Linked DNA regions of Homo sapiens: region 2 is linked to region 1. The links are chromatin loops, found by intact Hi-C in ENCODE. Cell type or tissue: CD4-positive, alpha-beta T cell. All regions are shown on one strand. Links, peaks and the distances in the headings refer to the core of each region. The heading gives the core; the rest is flanking DNA. Region 1 holds the start of LOC124903917 (a long non-coding RNA gene). Region 2 has its middle 22 kb from the start of LINC01778.

Region 1 (10,389 bases), core at 1,606-9,605:
TGAAGCTTCCTCACCTCTCTCAGCCTTCATAGAATTGACAAGAGTTAGGGCGTTGCTCTGGATTAAGCTTTGGCTCAAGGGAATGCTGTGGTTAATTTGACCTTCTATCCAGACCACTCAAACTTTCTCCATATCAGCAATAAGGCTGTTTTGCCTTCTTGCCACTTATGTGTTCACCGGAGTAGCACTTTCAATTTCCTTCAAGAACTTTTCCTTTGCATTCTCAACTTGGCTAACTGGTGCAAGGGACCCAGCTTTCGGTCTCTCTTGGCTTTTGATAGGTCTTCCTCGCTAAGCTTAATCAATTCTAGCTTTTAATTTAAAATGAGAGGCATGCAATTCCTCCTTTCATTTGAACACATAGAGGCCATTGTAGGGTTATTAATTGACCTAATTTCAATATTGTTGTATCTTTGGGAACAGGGAGGCCTCAGGATGAGAGTGATGGGGGAATAGCTGGTCAGTGGAGCAGTCAGAACACACACAGTATTTATTAAGTTTGCCATCTTGTATGGGTGTGGTTTATGGCACCCCCAAACTTTTACAATAGTAACATCCAAGATCACTGATTATAGATCACCAACACCAACACAGACATAATAACAATGAAAAAAAAAGGTGTTTTTTTTTTCTGAAATGGATTCTAGCTCTCTCGCCCAGGCTGGAGTGCAGTGGTGTGATCTCGGCTGACTGCAACCTCTGCCTCCTGGGTTCAAGAGATTCTTGTGCCTCAGCCTCCTGAGTAGCTGGGATTACAGGCACCCACCACCACACTCGGCTAATTTTTGTATTTTTAATAGAGAAATGGCCTCGAACTCCTGACCTCAAGTGATCCACCTGCCTCGGCCTCCCAAAGTGTTGGAATTACAGGCATGAGCCACCGCGCCTGACCAATAATAAAAATGTTTGAAGTATTGTGATCTCGCTGCTGTTTCCCCACTTGTGCCCAGGCAGTGGGGTTCTGCAGGAGATCTTCTCTGTGCCACCCCTCTTCCCTTGCACCCTCTATGGCCACATGTGAAACACCTTTGACAGGCTCTTCTTGAAGGAAGTACAGCTGCCCAAGCTGAACATAGGCGGTTGTCTGGTCTTCCCCTCCATGGGCACCTACATGTCCTCATTTCATTCAGTTAGTGGCCCCTGCGTTGTTCTAGAAAAGGGTTTGGATGAACTATAGGTGCCTTCTCTAGTGGTGAGAGCTCTGGCTTTTGGAACAAATCCAGGCTCTGCCACATACTAGCAGTGTGGTCAGAGCCTCAGTTTCCCCCCCATGAAGTGAGGATGATATGAGTATCCCCCTTGCAGGGTTGTTGAGAGGGTTAATGCAGATAATGCAAATCCTTGCTGAACATCAGTCCGTGTCCAGGGCCCTGCCTCTGGCAGGCCCTGATCCTGGCCTGACCCTCAGAGGCCGCCCCTGCCTCATGGTCTGGCTGTCCTCAGAGAGCACACACAGCATCTGACCATAGCCAATGGGCCAGGTGCAGGGTGTGCCTCAGAACTCACCTTGGCCTTGAGAAGCCCCCAGGTTGGAAGGTGTGATGAATGAGGTGTGGATCCAGCCAATTCTAAAATAGAGCAGATGCTACAGCATGTCTCCCAGGCACTTTAAAACTTCAAAACTACTATTTGGGGAGTTCTGAGCTCAGAAAGAGAATGTGCCCTACAAGGATGGACATTGTCAGAGATGGGGGTAGGTGCACATTAGGATGACCAGCCACATCCCTGCAGTGCAGGGAGGGCAGTGGGCCCTAGAGGCTAAGACCACCTCCATCCTGTCCCCTTTATAAACTTCACCTGCTGAGGGAGTTATCTGAATGACAGCCTCTGCAAACAATCCTCCCCATCTGCCAGAGTCAGCCCCACCAATTTTGCTGCTACCTCCTCAGCTCAGCCAAGGCCAGAAGGAATCATTCAGCACCCTTGGGCTGAAGAGAATTCTCCCTCAGACATCTTAGGAGCAGGGGTGAACTGCAGATGCTACCCATAGAAGCCAGAGGGGCCTTCAGGCTTCAATGTGTTACTCATCTGGTACCCTCCCAAAGCCTGCAAATTAGAAGTAAAAACATCCACCCTTACCCCTCAGAAGTGTTTGGAAGTACAGATATGAGTGAACTTTAGGGAAAACATAACATTTTATTCAGATGCAAGAGATTCTGGTGTGTTTTGTTTGCCCTATGGGTACTGTCTTATGAGATTGTGGATATCCATCCATCCATCCATCCATCCATGCATGCATCCACCCATCCATCCATGCATCCATTAATCCATCCATCTATGCATCCATTTATCCATCCATCCATTCATCTATGCATGCATGCATGCATCCATCCATCCATCCATCCATGCATCCATCCATCCATTGATCCATACATCAATCCATGCATCCATTTATCCATTCATGCATCCATCCATCCACCCATGCATCCATCCACCCATCCATCCATCCACGCATGCATCCATTTATCCATCCATGCATCCATCCATCCACCCATGCATCCATCCACCCATCCATGCACACATCCATTTATCCATCCATGCATCCATCCATCCACCCATGCATCCATCCACCCATCCATCCATCCATGCATCCATGCATCCATGCATCCATCCATCCATCCATCCATCCATCCGTCCATCCATCCATGTATCCATTTATCCATTCATACATACATCCATTCATCCATCCGTGGATCCATGCATCATCCATTCGTCTTTGCATGAATGCATGCATGCATCCATCCATCCATCCATTCATCTGTTCATCCATCCATCCATCCATGCATCCACCCATCTATCCATTCATTTATCCATCCATGCATCCACTTATTCATCCATGCATCCATGCTTCCATTTATCCATCCATGCATCCCTCCATCCATCCATTCATCCATGCATCCATCCATGCATACATACATCCATGCATCCATCAATCCATCCATGCATGCATCCATCCATCCATCTATCCGTCCATCCATGCATCCATTCATTCATCCATGTATCCATGCATCCATCCATCCATCCATCCATCCATCTATGCACGCATGCATCCATCCATCCATTCATCCTTCCATCCATCCACGTATCCATGCATCCATCCATTCATCTATGCATGCATGCATCCATCCATCCATCCATCTATGCATGCATGCATGCATCCATCCATCCATCCATACATGCATGCATTCATCCATCCATCCGTGAATGCATCCATCCATCCATGTATCCATTTATCCATCTGTGCAACCATCCATCCATCCATGTATCCATTTATCCATCTGTGCAACCATCCATCCATCCATTTGTTCATCCATCCATGCATCCATCCATCCATCCATCCATCCATCCATGTATCCATTTATCCAACCATGCATCTATCCATCCATCCATGCATTCATCCATCCATCCCTCCATGCATCCACCCATCCATCCATGAATCCATCCATCATCCATCCATCCATCCATCCATCCGTCCATCCATGCATGCATCTATTCATCCATCCATCCATCTACTCAATAAAAGTGTGAGGTCCTAGTCTTCCTGGCACTGCTCCAGACACAGGTAACACATGGTGAACAAGATGGGTGAGAACCCACACGTGTGCAATTTACCTTCCAGTTGGGAGAAGACGGCATAAAAAAACATATAAAGAAACGATGAAGTGGAAGCATTGGTGCTGTGAAGAGAAATTAAACAGGATGAAGGGATAGTGAATGGTAGAGGGCGGGGCTACTTTAGGTAGAGGGGTCAGGGAGGCTTCTCTGAGGAGAAGAGACTTGAAGGGAAGAGGGAGGGGCTGTGCGGTTGGCTGGGTCGCAGCTACAGGCATTGAAACAGCAAGTTCCAAGGCTGGAATGGAGACTGTACCAAAAAAAGGGGGGGCGTCAAGGAGTCCTGAGTGGGTGAGCAGAGTGAGTCAGAGGGAAGTGTAAGGAGATGAGGCAGGAGAAGGGTCCCCACTGCTCCTGTCAAGCCTTGTTGTGTCGGGACTTGAACTTTATTCTAAGCAGGTGAATGCGGTGCATGCAAGAGAGACAGAGAGAATGTGGCAGGACCAAGGAGGAGGCTATGCCACTTATGTCACTCCTGGCAAAAATAAGGGGGCATGGAGTAGGCTGTTTGTGGTGCAGATGGTGAGAGCAGTCAGGTCCAGCACAGATTTTAAAGGTTGGACCCAGAGAATTTGCTGCAGAATCAGATGTGGGGTGTAAGGCAGAGAGGAGTCAAGGGCAACTTCAGGATTTGGGGCCGGAACTGCCATTAGACAGACAGGGACACTGAGGGAGAAGCAGGTTAGGTGGGATTAAAATCAAGAGTTCAAGTTAAGTTTGAGCAGCCTGTTAGACCTCCAGCGAGGGCCAGATAGAAGAATCTGGTTTCCAGGGAGAGGTCAGGATGAGAGATACACACGTGGGAATGATTGGCATTGGGTGGACTTTATATTCTCTGGGTCAGTGAGACAGCTGGGAAGTGACCACGGATAGAGAAGAGACAAAGTCACAGAAACCAAGAGAGGTAATGTTGCAAGGACGGAACACTCAACTCTCAAATGCTGCTGAGACGTGGGCTGAGGGCTGAGAATGGAATTGGGAAGAACCGAGGTCACTGGTGATCCTGAGGGTTTCAGTGGCAAGGGCAGGTGGACTGCAGTGGGGCCCGGTGGGGATGGGTGGAGCATGGGCCCCTCTCCCGGAGAGTTGCACTGTAAACGAGGGCAGACATATGGGAGTGCAGCTAGAGGGAGGGAACGTAGGGTCAAGGGAGAGTTTATTCTGAATGAGAGAGATCACAGCTTGTTTTTAGGCTGACGGGCATGATCCATAGAGGGGAAAGTAATTAAGATGCAGAAGAGAGGCCGGGGGTGGTGGCTCACGCCTGTAATCTCAGCACTTTGGGAGGCTGAGGTGGGTGGATCATTTGAGGACAGGAGTTCGAGACCATCCTGGCCAGCATGGTGAAAACTCGCCTCTACTAAAAATAAAAATAAAAAAAAATTAGCTGGGTGTGGTGGAGGGCACCTGTAGTACCAGCTACTTGGGAGGCTGAGGTAACAGAATCGCTTGAACCCTGGAGGCAGGGGTTGCAGTGAGCTGAGATTGTGCCACTGCACTCTAGCCTGGGCAACAAATTGAGACTCCATCTCAAAAAAAAAAAAATGCAGAAGAGAAAGGTGAGACTTGCCAGGGCAAAACCCAGGGTGGTGAAAGGGCTTGGCACCCTGTGCATGAGGGAGGATGTGCCCTCAGTGTGTACCTCTGTGGTACCTGGGTGGTGCTGGTTGGTGGAAGATTTGGCATCCTGAGAATGCGGCATTTTCGTCTGATTCTCTTTTCTCAGTGAGATAAGAACCAAGGTCACAGCCAATAGCCAGGGGGCAGGAGGGGGTCTTGGTGAGGACTCGAGGAGAAGAGGGATGGGGGTGGGAGAGTTAATGGGCCGGTGAAGCCTGGTTGGGTTGCCGGAAGCACAGGGGCCCATTCCAGGTTTGTGGGGTCACCTTGGAGTGAGGCCAGTCATCTGATGTACCTTGTCCTCAGCCACATGCAGCTGCGTGGGTGCAGCAGCAGAATGGGTGGAGGGCTTTGGGGAAGAGCCAACGTGGGCGGGGGGCGTGGCTTGGAGTATGAGGTGGCCGTGGGCTCCCTGCAGGCCCAGGCTCCATTTACGGCCAGCTGCCTGCTGTCCTCGCCCTGCTCCGGCATGCTGTCTTTCCACATCCGTTACCCACTGCGCGCTCATAATGCTCCCACTTTACAGAGGCCATTTACTCTGGCCACCTAGTAGTTGGTGGCAGAGTTGGGATTTGAATCCAAATGGAGGTTCATTGTTCTCCATTCAGGGTAGCAGGGGCACGCGTGCTGTGTTTAAGAGAGACTTGCATGCCTCGTGGTGGAAATAAACTTTGGTGGATTAAACTTTAGGTATTTTGCGCCCTGGTTGGGCCAGGCTTTGTCCCAGTTCGACCACAGTGACTTACTGCCACCTACTGGCCATTCTCAGTGTTGCACCCACGTAGGATTTGCTCACGGTCTGGGTCTAACCATGCCTGGTTCAAAGGGGAGGACCGGAGCTCTTATCTCTTTGACAAATCAGACAAACCAGGAAACAGAGGTCCAGAGAGGTGACTTTAAGCTTTCATCTGCACTTGCCTACCCCATCTATTCAGTTGTTCATTCGTTCAATAAATATTTCTTGGAAACCTACTATGTGCTAGGTGCTGGGGCTCTGCAGGGAATGAGACAGCAGAGAGCGCTGCTCCGTATAGCTGACATGCCCTGTAGGGGAGCGGGAGGGAGGGACACACCATCAACAAGTAAATCAGTGAGAGGATGAAAGATGGCGATGGGTGCCGGGAAGGAACAAGGAGACAGCGACTGGAGAGGGTGGTCAGGAGTTGCCAGTGGAGGGAAGACCTGAAGGGTGAGAGGGACGGGGAAAGACACCCTAGGAAGAGGGAGCAGCGTCACAAAGGCCCTGAGAGGCTGAAAGGTTTGGGCGGGTTCCAGGAACACAGGCGGCCAGGGAGGTGGAGCCCACACCTCAACACACAACTACCCGTGAAGAACGTGGAGCGATCCGTGTAGATCCTTGTAGAAGGTTCTCTCAGAGGGCCATGTCACTGACCTGTCAGTCAGCCCACAGCCTCCTCCCAGTCCCCAGATAGCTGACCACTCCCTCCTTGAAATTCTCTCCTCTCTCAGCTTGTGCAACACCAACCTCCGGTGGCAGGAAAAACTATTATTATTCTCTTGTGAAAATTAAAACTTAACCATCAACATAGAGCTGTTACTGGTTTGAAGGAAGCCATTGACGCTGTGTCAAAGGCTAGAGCAGAAAACAGTGGCATGCAGTGTCAAAGGTCAAAGTCAACACTTCTCGGACTGGCACAGGGAAGGTAGGTCAGGACAGAGTCAGTCTTGCTTGCAGCTGTCACCATGTTATAAGCGTGTTGATGGCCCTGTCTGCTGCTAGTGGTGAGTCATTCTTGCAAATAAAGTGACTATTTATAAGTTTATAGATATGAGTATGCTTTGTTCAAATCCTACGAGTAGTGTTCAAGAAATAAGGTGTGGGAGTAAAATAAGTCTGTGATCCAGTAAGTCCATTGGCAATTCCCATATGTTACTCAAATGCTATCCAATTAGCTGGTATTTTCCAGTGTGTGAATATTTGCTATAGGCTATGGTTCTTTGTAATGCAAAATATTTTCATCCTTAAAAAGGAGAAAGTTAAGCCTGGACAACATAGTGAGACCCCATTTGTACAAAAAATAAGAAAAAATTAGCCCAGCATAGTCACGCATGCCTGCTCTCAGCTACGCAGGAGGCTGAGGCAGGAACATCGTGATCCTGAGAGTTCAGAGGTTGGGGGGAGCCATGATTGCTCCACTGCACTCCAGCCTGGGTAACAGAGCATGACCCTGTCTCAAAAAAAAAAAAAAAAAAAAAAAAAGAGAGAGAAAGTTATATGAAGCAACATGTACCCTCATACCCAACCTGAAGATGTGATTAGACACAATCTTATGAATTCAACTAACATCAATGCAAAATGAAATAAAATTTCCTATGTTTGAATTATTTGTCATAAGAACAAAGATCAAGACTATTGGATAGGGCAGTTAATACTTTGAGTGTTTTAAATTTTCCTTGTAAGAATAACACTTTTTTCTGATAGATGTTCAAAAAAGAGTAACTTAAATAGCAAACATTTGGCCAGGTGCAGTGGCTCATGCCTGTAATCCCAGCACTTTGGGAGGCTGGGGCGGGTGGATCATCTGAGGTCACGAGTTCAAGACCAGCATAGCTAACATGGTGAAACCCCGTCCCTACTAAAAATACAGTAATTAGCCAGGTGTGGTGTCAGGTGCCTGTAATCCCAGCTACTTGGGAGGCTGAGGCAGGAGAATCACTTGAACCCAGGAGGCAGAGGTTGCAGTGAGCCAAGATCGTGCCATTCCACTCCAGCCTGGGCGACAACAGCGAGACTCCATCTCAAAAAAAAAAAAAAAAAGTAAACATTTGTGATACTATTGTTCCATTTTTAAAATAACTTTTATTTGGCATTTACTTTGAGTTAATGTCTCCTTCTTTTAATGTTTTCTATTATTAAATGTCTGCATAAGGTAGAGATCATTTTTACATGTCCTTGAAATACATCACTGAGTCATGGTATATTAAAACAAAATAATAAAATAAATTAAAACCATGCACTTTAATGCATAATAAAAACCATGCACTAAACAGAAAACCTCTGACATTTTTAGTGTATCCCTGTCACAGAAAAATGTTCACTATTTGTTTTTATGGTCAGTTCTTATCTTTTCAAAACACATAAGCTGTTAGGAAAAATACAGAATAGTGTGTCATTTTTAGGAATTCTTGGAATTCCCTGGAATTCTGATTTCTCATACTCAAATCCCAAAGATTGGTGTCTTTTAGGCATTTTTTTTTTCTTTTCAGATAGGATTTCACTGTGTTGTCCAAGCTGGAGTGCAGTGGCTCAATCACAGGTCATGGCAGCCTCGACCTCCTGGGGTTCAGGTGATCCTCCCATCTCAGCCTCCCGAGTAGCTGGGGCTACAGGTGCGTACCACCCCGCCTGGCTAATTTTTGTGGGTTTTATAGAGACAGGATTTCACCAGGCTGGTCTGAAACTCCTGGGCTCAAGCAGTCCTCCTGCCTCAGCCTCCCAAAGTGCTGGGATTACAGGCATGAGCCACCGCACTTGGCTGTATTTTTTGGGGGGGCGGGTATGGTTTTGTTTACATATGGCTTTGCTTTGCCTGTTTTTTATTTGTCTTGATGTGTCTTTAAATATTGTTTTATCTTTGGTTCCCTTTCCATCTTTTTTACTCTTGTAATTCATTCGTTAGTGAAACCAGATAAAAAATCAGACCAGATTTCTTGGGGAAATACCTAGGAGTAGAATTGCTAGTTCCTAAGGCAGATAAATGTTTAACTTACTAAGAATCTGTTCAACAGTTTTCTGAGTGGTGTACTTACTTACACTTCCACCAGCAATGCAGAAAAGTTCCAATCGCTCCAAGTCTTCACCAATATTTAGTATTGTTAATCTTTTTTTTTAAGAAAAATTTTAGCCATTCTAGTGGCATGAAATGCTATTTCATTGTGGTTTTAATTTAAATGTAATTTGAAGTTTCCTAATAACTAATGATGTTGAACACCTTTTCATGTGCTTACTGGCTGTTTGCGTATCTTCTTTTGTGAAATGTTTTCCATATCTTATTTAAATTCTCTATTACTGTGTAACACACCACCACAAAAATTAGTGATGTGAGACAAAACCATTTATTTGCCCATTCTTCTACGATCTGACTTGGCCATATCTGGGCAGGTCTTTTGCTCCACGTGATATTGACTATGATCATCTGGAGGGTCCGTGGTTCCAGTGACTTAGCATCAAAGACGGCCTAACACACACGTCTGGTGCCTCTGCTGGGATGGCTGAAGCAGCCGGAGGCTGGCCAGGTATCTCTCTCCTCATGGTCCCCCATCAAGGTAGCCTGGTCACTTTACACAGTGGTGCAGGGTTCCAAAATAGAGCATTCAAAGAGGACAATACCCAATGTGCAAGGGTTTGTCTTCTTGCATCATGCTCCACAGGCCAAGATAAATCACATGTCCGAGCCCAAGGGCAAGGTGGGAAGGGACCATACAAAAGCATGGATACTGGGAGGCATAGGTCATTGCGGACCGCCCACGTAAGCCTACCACAATCTTTTGTCCATTTTCAAATGCATTGTCTTTTCCAAATTGCTTTAGCTCTTTTTTATTTATTTATTTTTTTTTTTGAGACAAAGTTTCTGTCTTGTTGCCTAGGCTAGAGTGCAATGGCTCAATCTCAACTCACTGCAACCTCTGCCTCCGGGGTTCAAGCGATTCTCTTGCCTTGGCCTCCCGAGCAGCTGGGATTACAGAAGCCCGCCTCCACGGGCGGCTAATTTTTGTATTTTTTAGTAGAGACAGGGTTTCACCGCATTGGCCAGGATGGTCTTGAACTCCTGACCTCAGGTGATCCACCCACCTCAGCCTCCCAAAGTGTTGAGATTACAGGCGTGAGCTACCGCACCCAGCCTTCCTTAGCTCTTTATACTCTGAATACAAGTCCTTTGTTAGACACAAGTGTTGTGGAAATATTTTTTCCAAACCCATGTCTTGCCTATTTGTTTTCTTAAACGTGTCTCTTGAGAGAAGAAATGTTTAATTTTGATGAAGTCCAATATGTGTATTTTCCTCTTCTATGGATAGTGCTTTTTGTGTTCTAAGGAACTTTTGCCAACCCCGAGGTTATAAAGATGTTCTGTCAGAAAGATATTCTATCTATTTTCTCCTAGACTTCATGGTTCTATTTTTTTTATTTGGGTTTAT
Region 2 (10,389 bases), core at 920-8,919, 750 kb before region 1:
ATATGCAACCTCGACAGCAACTTGGCTGACACAGGGACCGGCCCCTCCCCGCCAGGATTTCCAAAAGGAGAAGACATTTCCTCCAGCCTGTGGCTGGGCTGCTGGAGGAGGCCATGGCCTTGATGCCGCTTCAGCAGGTTTCTCATCAGGCCAGCAGGTGTCCCATGCAGCCTGCAGCACCTGGGGATCTGGGGAGAGGAGAACCCAGAGTCCTGGGAGGATCAGGAGGTCCCCTGCCTTGGTCATCCCCCCTTCTGGGCCAAGACTATGCTAGATCAACCTTGGGGTCAGCCAGTGAGTGCATGAGTCCCCAGGAGGCCAGGACTGGGGAGCCCTGGAGGCAGGAGGTCAAGTTCATTGTGGCAGTATGGGAAAGTGGTTACATGGGTGAGCTTTGGAGCAGGAGAGCCCTGCTCAGCAAGGCTGCCCCAGCAATGCCATTTATTAGCTGTGTGACCCTGGACGCATTACTTAACCTCTCTGGGCCTCAGTTTGCCCACCTATCAAATAGAGATGATAACATTACCTGGTAGGAAAATATTACATGGTGGGTAAGGAGGTGGGGAGAGAGTTAAATGGCATCAGACTCATGCCCCTGGGCATAGTAAGTACTTAACAGTGTGAGTCATTTTTATCAAAGGCCCAAGGACAGGAAGAGGCCTCTAGATATTGAGTATCTTGTGGATTGCAAAGTGACAGCCACGAGCTCAAATGCAACCCACAAATGGGCTTTGTTTGGCCTACACAGTGTCTTTCTTTCTTTCTTTCTTTTTAAATTGTTGCCAACATTTAAAAATCAGATTTCACATTTAAAAATCCAAATTTTCTGCTTCTCTTGAAAAGTTCAAAGATTTGGCAATACTGGGCCTGCATTCCCGCCTGGCCATCATCAGCCAGAGCTGAGTGGCCACTGCCCAGCTCAGTCCAGCCCTCCCGGTTCCACCCGCCTCCTCCCAGTTCCTGCCTGGCCCCAGGCGCTGGAGTTTGCAAACCCCTCACAACCCACCAGCACCTGGTCCCATGCCTTCATGATGCACATGGACAAATGGGGCTCTAGAGGAGATCCTAGGGGCACAGCCTCCCCCGGGGTCACAGCAAGTCAGTGCAGAGATGGCAATCAGACTTGGGTCACCTGATTTCCAGTCCTTCCTGAGCACTGGTTAAATGCCAAGGAGGAAACTGGCCGGGCCCTCAAAAGTGCCTGCGTCTACAGCACTTGCTGGGGAGTCAGGGTCATTGCTGGGCATGGGACTTCCTTCTCTGAGTCTCAGTGTCTTCATCTGTAATACAGGATAATCATAATCCTCCCTCATAAGGCAGTTGTGAGGATGAAATAAGTTAAAAGAAGTAGAGATCTCAGAGCAGTGCCCGGCACACAGTCATTGCTTGATAATACCAACATCATTCTTGTTCTCAGTAACTCCTGGCGCACACATTGTGTGCTCATGACCTTTTTGGTTCCTAACAACCAGCTGTGATGTCACTCTCCTTAGCCCCATCTAACAGATGAAGAAACCAAAGCCCAGTAAGACCCACATAGCCAATGAGGGATGGAGCCAGGATTGGGGATTTCAAGCCAGGGTCATCTGGCTCCAAATTATCATGCACTAGAAGCCTCTGCACAGTCCACACATAAATCACATAAATATTGAGGGCCTACTATGTGCTGGACACTATTACAGGCACCAGAGACATGGCTGGGAACACAAGAGACAAGGTCCCCAGCCTGAAGAGGCTCACAGCCTGAGAGATGGGGGTGGGGCAACAAACAGTCAACAAATCACTCAGGCTCTGGTGGTGTCAGGTGCTAGGATGTATTGGAAAGTGCCTCAATCTTCCCCCAGATGTCCAGGCACACATGTGAGCACATAGGTGAACATACTTGCACTCTCCAGCAGCACCTACTCCAACAACAGTGCCCCAGACAACAGGGGTCAGGCATGGTGGCTCATGCCTGTAATCCCAGCATTTTGGGAGGCCCAGGTGGGAGGATCCCTTGAACCCAGGAGTTCAAAGTTACAGTGAGCTATGATTGTACCACTGTACTCAGCCTGGGCAACAGAACAAGACCCTATCTCAAAAAAGAAAAAGGGAGGAAGAAGGAAGGAAGGAAGGGAGGGAGGGAAGGAAGGAGGGAAGAAAGAAAGAGAGAGGGAGGGAGGGAAAGACGAAAAAAAGAAAGAAAGGAAAGAAAGAAAGAGAGAAAGGAAAGGAAAGGAAAGAAAGAAAGAAAGAAAGAAAGAAAGAAAGAAAGAAAGAAAGAAAGAAAGAAAAGAAATGAAAAGAAAAGAGAGAGAAAAAGAAAGAAGGAGGGAGAGGGAGAGAGGGAGGGAAAGAAAGAGAAAAAAAGAGAGAGAAAGAAAGAAAGAAAGAAAGAAAGAAAAGAAATGAAAAGAAAAGAGAAAGAGAGAAAGAAAGGGAGGGAGAGGGAGAGAGGGAGGGAAAGAAAGAGAAAGAAAGAAAGAAATAAAAGGGAAAGAGGGAAGGAGGAAGGAAGAAAGAAAGAAAGAGAAGGAAGGAAGGCAGGCTGGCTGTCGAGAGGCACAGTAGGTGCCTTGCTATAGTAGTCAGAGAGACTGCCCCAGGGAGGTGACATTAGACAGGGACCTGAGAGCTGAGAAGGAACAGGCAATGCAACAACTGAACCCAGCAGCAGGAAGAGCCGCGGTGCAGGCTCCCTACTGGAATGAACTTGGTGTTCTCCAGGCATGGAAGGAGGGCCAGTGCAGCTGGAGCAGAGTGAGGAGGAAGGCCTAGGAGCAATAAAGTCAGACAGGGAGATGGGTCCCGACTACCAAGCACCAGAGCAGCCAGCTAAGAAATACTAATACCTTCCGCCCTTCACCCAGGGCCCACGGTGTGCCAGACGCGGCACTGGGCACTCTTCCTGCAGTGCCTCATTCGCCCTCTCCACGCATCTATGCTTCATTGGCCCCATTTGTCAGGTGAGGGCACAGAGGCCTAGAGAGAGGCAGGCACTTGCCTGAGGCCACCCTACTGGGAAAGATGGGTGCAGGCCTGGAACTCCCATCTGCACTCTAAGCCAGGCTAAGCCAGGCCCTCCTTGCCCACCATCAACCAGGAACAGACCGCAGTCTTACTGGCCTTGATGTGATCCATACTGGAAACAAAGGGTCACTTCCTAGCCAAGGCAGGCCTCCTCCTGGTCTTATGGCCCCATCCCTAGTAAACCCAGTCTCCCAGCTGATGGACATGGCATACCCAGCACACACACAGTGCCTATGTACACACACACACATGCACACACACATACACAGCCACCCTGCCAGGAGGATGATATAGAAAACAGTGCTCTCCACAGAGGATGAGCTTCCAGGCATCAGGTCACTGTGGTCTTCCCAAGCTCCTCATCTCATCGAGGGCACAACCCATCATCTAGGCCAGAAGCTTGAGCACTGTCCTCAACTTGCTTCTCTCTTACCCTCCCCATTTCTCATCGCCTATGAAGCCTGCCCATTCTGAGCCCATCCGGGCTTTGGCACCCATGGCTATCTTCTGTTGGGGCTCTAAAGGTAAGGGTCTTTCCTGCTTTCATGTCCTCTCACCTGCCACCACCTTTGCTGGAGAACCAAGGGCCAGGCGATAGTGGCAGCCGCTGGGGACTTAGGAGTGGAGAAAGGAAGAGCTTTAAAGGAAGATCAGAGCAGTAGGGGGGTGATGTCACCAGCCCAGGACACCTACTGATTGATGCCAACATCACCCTTCAAGACACACACACACAAACACACACACACACACACACACACACACACACACACACACACTCATCTTGAGCTCCTGTTTCATGGCTATCAGGTTGCAATGCCGCTGCTCCAAGACAAAACAGGAAATCCCACGACTAAGCCAGCCAGATGGGGCAAGGGGCTGAGAATCTGAAACCCCCTCTGCTCTCTGCAGTCACCCTCCACCCCCCATCCCACCTCCTGCAGGCTGGAGCTCCGTGGCCAGAACCCTCCCTGGGCACCTCCCTACCCCAGGCACTGCCAGCCCAGCCTCTATTGGATTCAGGGGCCCGAATTCCTGCCCTGTGCAAGCTCCCTGCCCCACACAGGGCCTCATGTCTCCATCGGGAAGTCAGGGGTGGGTGATTTCTGAGGGTCTTTCCAGTTGAGATACTCCAGCTTTTATGGACATTTGCCTCCCAAAGACACGGGGGCTGGGAGTCCCCAAAGTAGAAGTTGCAGTCCGCGGAAAGGCCAGCAGAGGGCACCCGCGCTTCGTTTGCAGGAGGTCCGCGTCGAGCGACAGGCGACAGGGTTGGGAAGAACGCTGGAAACGCTGGGGCTTTGCTTGTACCCCTGACCCATTCCGATTTTCATAAAGCTCCGCATAGTTCCACGGGCAGGCCTCTGTGCCTTCGCACATGCAGCTCCCCTGCCAGCCTGCAAAACTCAACCAGGGATCTCAGCCCTAGGGAGGCCTCTCCTGACCCCTCTCCTCTGCTGCCTCTGGATCCACAGTGCCCGCTGCAGATCTGACTCCAGCAGGGACCAACCGCGGGTGGATGGAAGGATGGACGAAGAAAGCCAGCTACAAGCAGCTACGTGGTCGTTCTCTAGAAACAAATAATTTGACGTGGAAAACTGCTGGGGAGGAAAATCATTTTTAAAATGTAAAACACTCACTGAGGTCTAAGGGCTGGCACCATGATCTTACTTAATCCTAACCAAACGCCTTGTTGGGGTGGGTGGTATTACCCCCATTTTACAGAGAGGGAAACTGAAGCTTAAAGACAGCAAGTGGGCCTGGCACGGTGGCTCATGCCTGTAATCCCAGTACTTTGGGAGGCCAAGGCGAGAGGATCACTTGAGCTCAGGAGTTCGAGGCCAGCCTCAAACTAAAAATACAAAAAATAAGGCTGGGCGCAGTGGCTCACGCCCATAATCCCAGCACTTTGGGAGGCCGAGACGGGTGGATCACCTGAGATCAGGAGTTCAAGACCAGCCTAACCAACATGGTGAAACCCCCGTCTCTACTAAAATACAAAAATTAGCCAGGCGTGGTGGCAGGTGCCTGTAATCCCAGCTACTCAGGAGACTGAGGCAAGAGAATCGCTTGAACCCAGTAGGCAGAGATTGCAGTGAGCTGAGACTGTGCCATTGCACCCCAGCCTGGGCAACAAGAGAGAAACTCCATCTCAAAAAAATAACAATAATAAATATAAATAAATAAATAAAACAGCTGGGGGGCTGGGCACAGTGGCTCACACCTGTAATCCCAGCACTTTAGGAGGCCAAGGTGGAAGGATCACCAGAGGTCAGGGGTTTGAGACCAGCCTGACCAATGTGGTGAAACCCCATCTCTACCAAAAATACAAAATTAGCTGGGCATAGTGCCGCATGCCTGTAATCCCAGTTACTTGGGAGGCTGAGGCAGGAGAATCACTTGATCCCGGGAGACAGAGGTTTCGGTGACCTGAGATCGTGCCATTGCACTCCAGCCTGGGCAACAAGAGCAAAACTCTGTCTCAAAAAAAAAAAAAAAACCAGTTGGGCATGGTGGTGTGCGCCTGCAGTCCCAGCTGCTACTTGGGAGCCTGAAGTGGGAGAAACACCTACACCCAGGAGGTCGAGGCTGCAATGAGCTATGATCAAGCCACTGCACTCCAGCCTGGGGGACAGAGGGAAACCCTGTCTCAAAACGATAAAAATAAAAGAGAAAGAGAGAGCAAATACATTGTCCAAGGTCACCCAGCAATGTGGGAAAAGCAGGATTCTAACTCCAGTCTGTTTCACTCTTCATTCTGCTATGACCTAAGACCCAGCTCTGAGCTCAGCCCTGTCCTGATCCCTAGCAGAGTCCTCTGGGCGATCCTAAGGCACAGACAAGTGCAGACAGGTCCCAAACAGTCTGGCAGCCCTGGGTCCGAGGTTTTCCCTCAAAATTCTATCAACTCAACCTAACCCGAATTCTAGCCTAATGCTGACTCTACTAATAAACACTACTATTTACAAAGTGCCATGTGCCAAGTACTAACACTTTGGATGCAACATTTTGTGATCCTCAATAGAACCTGATATGAGGCATAGTATCCCCATTTTACAGATAAGGTGAGTAAGATTCTGAGAGGTGAACGCATTGCCCAAGGTCACACAGCTAACAGATAGCAGAGGCAGGACTCAAACCCAGCACTGTCCATTTCCAAAGCTCAAGTTCTTACCCACAACTTACACTCACTTTCTCCCTCCTCCAGCAGACACTTCACACGGCCTCTCCTCACCAGGCCTTAGCTGAATTCTTACTTGAAAACGTCCCGACCATGCCCTTCTCAGGCCCCCTGACAACAGAGTCAAGGCCATGACCCCAATCTCTGCAGGGGGAGCTTTGGTGAAATAAAAAGGAGCCTCTCTCTCCTCTCCAGAAGCAGAGGGCCCCCCAGACCTTTGTCCCAACCTGGGCTGTGAATCACACACCCCCTGCCTCTGCAACCAATTTACTCTGGGCTTGGGGGAGTCCTTTAAGAGCTCCAAGCTTCCATTTCCTCATCTGTGAACTGAAATACAGGTTGTGTATCCCTTATCTGAAATGCTTGGGACCAGAAGTGTTTGGGGTTTTGAACTTTTTTGGATTTGGGGATATTTGTGTTGTACCAATTGAGCACCCCTAATCTGAAAATCAGAAATGCAAAATGCTCCAATGAGTATTTCCTTTCAACATCATGTCGGTGCTCAAAAAGTTTCCAATTCTGGAGTATTTTAGATTTCAGATTTTCCCGTTAGCGACACTCAATCTATAATAGTATCAGGGCCCCAGGGCTGCTGGGGGCACTCCTGTCACACTCACGAGCTCACTCCATGCTAGTTCCCTTCCCTAAACCTCCCAATCTATAGACCTGGCCGTGGGGGGTCTCCCGCTCATTCATTCACTCAGCAGATCTCTGGGCATGGCTGATCTGTGCTGGGGCCTGAGCTTGGAAGAGGAAACAGCAAAGAGGGCTGGTTAAGAGGCTACCTCTGCAGGGACTGCTTTGCCACTTAAGTGCTGTGTGACCTCAGGCAAGTCATTTCACCTGGCCGTGCTTCCATTTGTCTTAGTAAAATGGGGATAGGCATGCTGCCTGCCTCCAGGGTTATTGAGAAAACTGAAAATCAGGCAGGTAAAGTCTTAGCACGGTACCCAGCACATAGTAAGCCCTCAGTGATGACAGCTATTAGGATATTATTGAGGAGTTTTCAAAGTCTGATGGGGAGAGGGGACGGCTAATCAAATAATTGTCATACAATAGGATCACTGCTAACGCCAGCGCAAACCAGGCATTGGGGGCACACAGGGGAAGGAGTAACTAGGCCTGCCAGGGGAAATCAGGGAAGGCTTTCAGGAGGAGGTGCCACTTGAAAGCTAAGTAGAATTTTACCATGACGATGAGAGGAAGAGCTTTCCTGGCAGGGGGCACAGCGGTTAGTTACAGAAGCTCAGAGACTCTTGGAGGCACAAGGAGATGCTTACTGATTGTGTCTGGGGAAGTTTCAGGACACAGAGCTGGGAAGGTGGGTGGGAGATGATGGCAAACCACCTTGCTGGCCTATCTGGGGGGATTGGGACCCCCACTCTGGGGCAGCAGAGAGGAGGAGAGAGACAAGATCCAATTTGCCTTTGGGAAAGATGACCCAGGTGGAAGGTCCGGGAGGGTGGCACAGGGGCAGGACAGGAGGCAGAGACTGAGGAGGCTGCACCTGATAGGGGACCCAGGGCAAAGGTTGGGGGCAGTCTTCAGACTATGTTCCCAAGACCCTGGCCAGGAAGGAGGTGCTGGGGCAGGCTGGGGTGGGGTGGAGTGCGGGTGACCGTGACCTCAGTCAGCCGGGACCAGAACTGAGGCGGGGGTGGGAAGGGGGCTGCCGGCACACTGAGTCACTTGACTTATTGGATTTCTGAGAGATTGCTCCCCTCCCCCTTGCCTCGGCAGCCAAGGCTACTCCATTAAAGCTTCACCGTCAGTCAACCTAGGCCCAAGAGCCCAGGTGCGAAGCAGGAATAGGCTGGGCAGAGACAGAGAGATCCACGACCTTGGGACTTCTCAGAGTCAGCCCTGGAAGGGCTGGTGCTCAGGGCTGACCAGGCAGGGAGGCAAGAGGGGGAAGTGGTTAGGGGTGTGGACACTGGAGCTGGCCAGACTGCTTCAAATCCCAACTCTACCCTTAGCAGCTGTGTGACCCCAGACCACTTCTTTAACCTCTCTGTGCCTCAAATGGGGATTATTGACATGCCTACCTGAGACAGAGGGTTGTTCTAAGGATGATTAAATGAAACCTGTCAAGTGCTAGGCAAGACGCAGGCTCTCAGTGGGAGACAGGTGCTCCTGTTGGTGTTGAAGGTGGACTTACCTAATGCCCCAAGCCCTAACTCAACTCTCAGCCTTCAAAGTCTGCTTCGAAATAAAATCCAAGCTCTTCACTCATCATTAAGCCATTCACATGGGATGCTGTTTCCCTCTCCAGCCTCTTCTGCAAGCCCACCCCTGTTCCTGCCATTCTGAGCCTCCAATGCCAATCCTCCATCCGGTTTCACACCTCCACGCCTTGACTTGTGCTGGTCCTTCTGCCGGCAGAAGGGTTGGGGTTGGGGTTTACCTCACCTGGTTCCCTCGTCTCTCTGATAAACTCCTTGTTTCTACAGTGACCTCAGCTAACATAACCAAGGAAGCAGGAGGTGCCCACCTGACAGATGAGGAACTCGAGGCTCAATAATGAGCAGCTGTCCAAGACCACTCAGGCAAGAAGCAGAGATGAGAACTCAGGTCAAGCCTGCCCTTTGCCAAGCTCACGGCCATGCCTGACCTACCTCACTCCCATGGGGGCCTGGGGCTCACCAGCCTCTCTGAAGCCCTGCCCAGTTCTGTGGCTGACAAAACAGACACACATTCTTCCCTTTGCTGGGAGAAGCCACACAGCATCAGAGAGACTTCCCGTCCAGCCTCAGCTGCCCCACGTTCTGGCTGTGGGACCTCAAGCAGGTTATGAGTAAACCCCGTAAGCCCCAGTTTGTAAGTGGAAGGAATGGCCGAGGGGTTACCATGCCCAGGATTATGTGAGTTTAGTGGAGGCACAGAGCAGGTGGCATCATGCTTGGCTCCCCAAACGGGAGCTGATGTTTTATTCCTCATCTGCATAACTGTTTAAGATGGACATTCCCCCATCTTACAGATGAGGATACTGAGGCTCCAAGAGCAGAAATGGCCTGGCCAAGTCACACACATAGTGACAGAACGGGATTCAAACCATTGCTTTCAGCACCAGGCTCAACACCTTCCCCCGAAGGACTCCCAAACTAGTCCTCGAGATGCCAAGCAAAGAAACAACCCCCAACATTTATTGAGCACTTACTGTGTGCCTGTTCTACATCCTTGAACTAACTCATTTAGTTTCACAACAATCCTAATGCTTGCGCTATGATTATTCCCAGTTTGCAGAGGCGGGAACTGAGGCTCGGAGCGCCTAAGGTTCAGTGCCCTCCCCAAGGTCACACGGCTGGTGAGAGGCTGGGTCGGGACCAGAATGAGAGCTGGCTGACTCCCGACCTCGGGTCCTAGCTGCAGGCTAGGAGTGAGGTCGGGTTGGGGGTAAATAATCCGGGGCGAGGCGACAGGGCCGCGCTGGGTGGGGCAGAACCCGAGCCTGGGGGCCTCACGGAGACACCCGCCCCTGTCCAGCCAGCGGATCCGGACTGTGGGATGCTTCCCACCCCGCCCCCGCCCCGGGCCGCCGCCCGCCGCCCCTCGCCGGGGTTAAGCTCCAGCTTAGCGGGTCCCAAGGGCTCCCCGGGGCGCGCCCCGGAAGCCGCAGCCGCGCATTTCATTATTGCCTTGGCCGTGGCCTCGGGTGCCTTCCCGGAGCCTCTCCGTCTTCTCCCCACTCAAATATCACCTCCCCGGGGACATCTCTTCATTTCTTCCTCCCCTCGCTGCGCTCTGCGGAGCCGGGCATCCTGCCAGGCCCTGCCTCGGGCCCTGCGCTTGGCCCGGGGAGGCCTCTCAGTAAACAGGCAATTACCCCGTGCAAAGTGTGCCCTTCAGTAATAAGATTAATGAAAATAATAGCTCACATTCGTGCCATGCTTCCAGTAGTCACTGTGAAGAAAGCTCTACATAAATTAACTCATGCAGACCCCCCACAACCCTCCGAGGAAGTACTCTACTGGACAGACAGGGCAACTGAGGCCCGAGGCCATGCTCTATTAAATGGCGCATGCCCACGCAGGGGACATTTCCAGAGTCATCCATGCTGAAGAAAAAAGGACAGCTGTCATTTCGAAGAACGTGCTTCATTTTTTAACCTCACCACCCTCTGAGTACCAAAGAAAGTTAAACCCTCTTTTTCACCTATTAAATCAGGAGGGAGATATAACCAGAGTGATTGCCACTCCATCTTC

The links. Hi-C counts contacts between places; a loop is a spot of excess contacts. Peaks named below come from ENCODE experiments on the same cell type or tissue, not always from the same donor. Only the 100,000 strongest peaks of a DNase experiment are listed, where the experiment ranks them.
Region 2: it touches region 1 in a loop (30-fold over the local background); 7 of 110 quality-filtered maps call a loop at or near these places.

The regions. Positions count from the first base shown.
Region 1 is chr1:31,543,075-31,553,463 of GRCh38, forward strand. It overlaps LOC124903917 (a long non-coding RNA gene), which reads left to right and starts at 8,461. Exons shown (of 3, transcript XR_007065609.1): 1 at 8,461-8,583; 2 at 9,356-9,489. RefSeq lists a silencer at 5,904-6,023 and enhancers at 6,094-6,333, 7,004-7,073. In CD4-positive, alpha-beta T cell, for the core only: CTCF peaks have their summits at 5,980 (motif pointing left) and 6,181; a DNase peak (open chromatin) is centred at 5,997; H3K4me3 peaks cover 417 bases; H3K27me3 peaks cover 308 bases.
Region 2 is chr1:30,797,685-30,808,073 of GRCh38, forward strand. No RefSeq gene overlaps it. Among named protein-coding and RNA genes, the nearest start is that of LINC01778, 22 kb to the right of the region's middle. RefSeq lists enhancers at 4,098-4,392, 6,632-7,299, 7,300-7,965. In CD4-positive, alpha-beta T cell, for the core only: CTCF peaks have their summits at 4,204 (motif pointing right) and 4,407; a DNase peak (open chromatin) is centred at 4,237; H3K27me3 peaks cover 1,749 bases.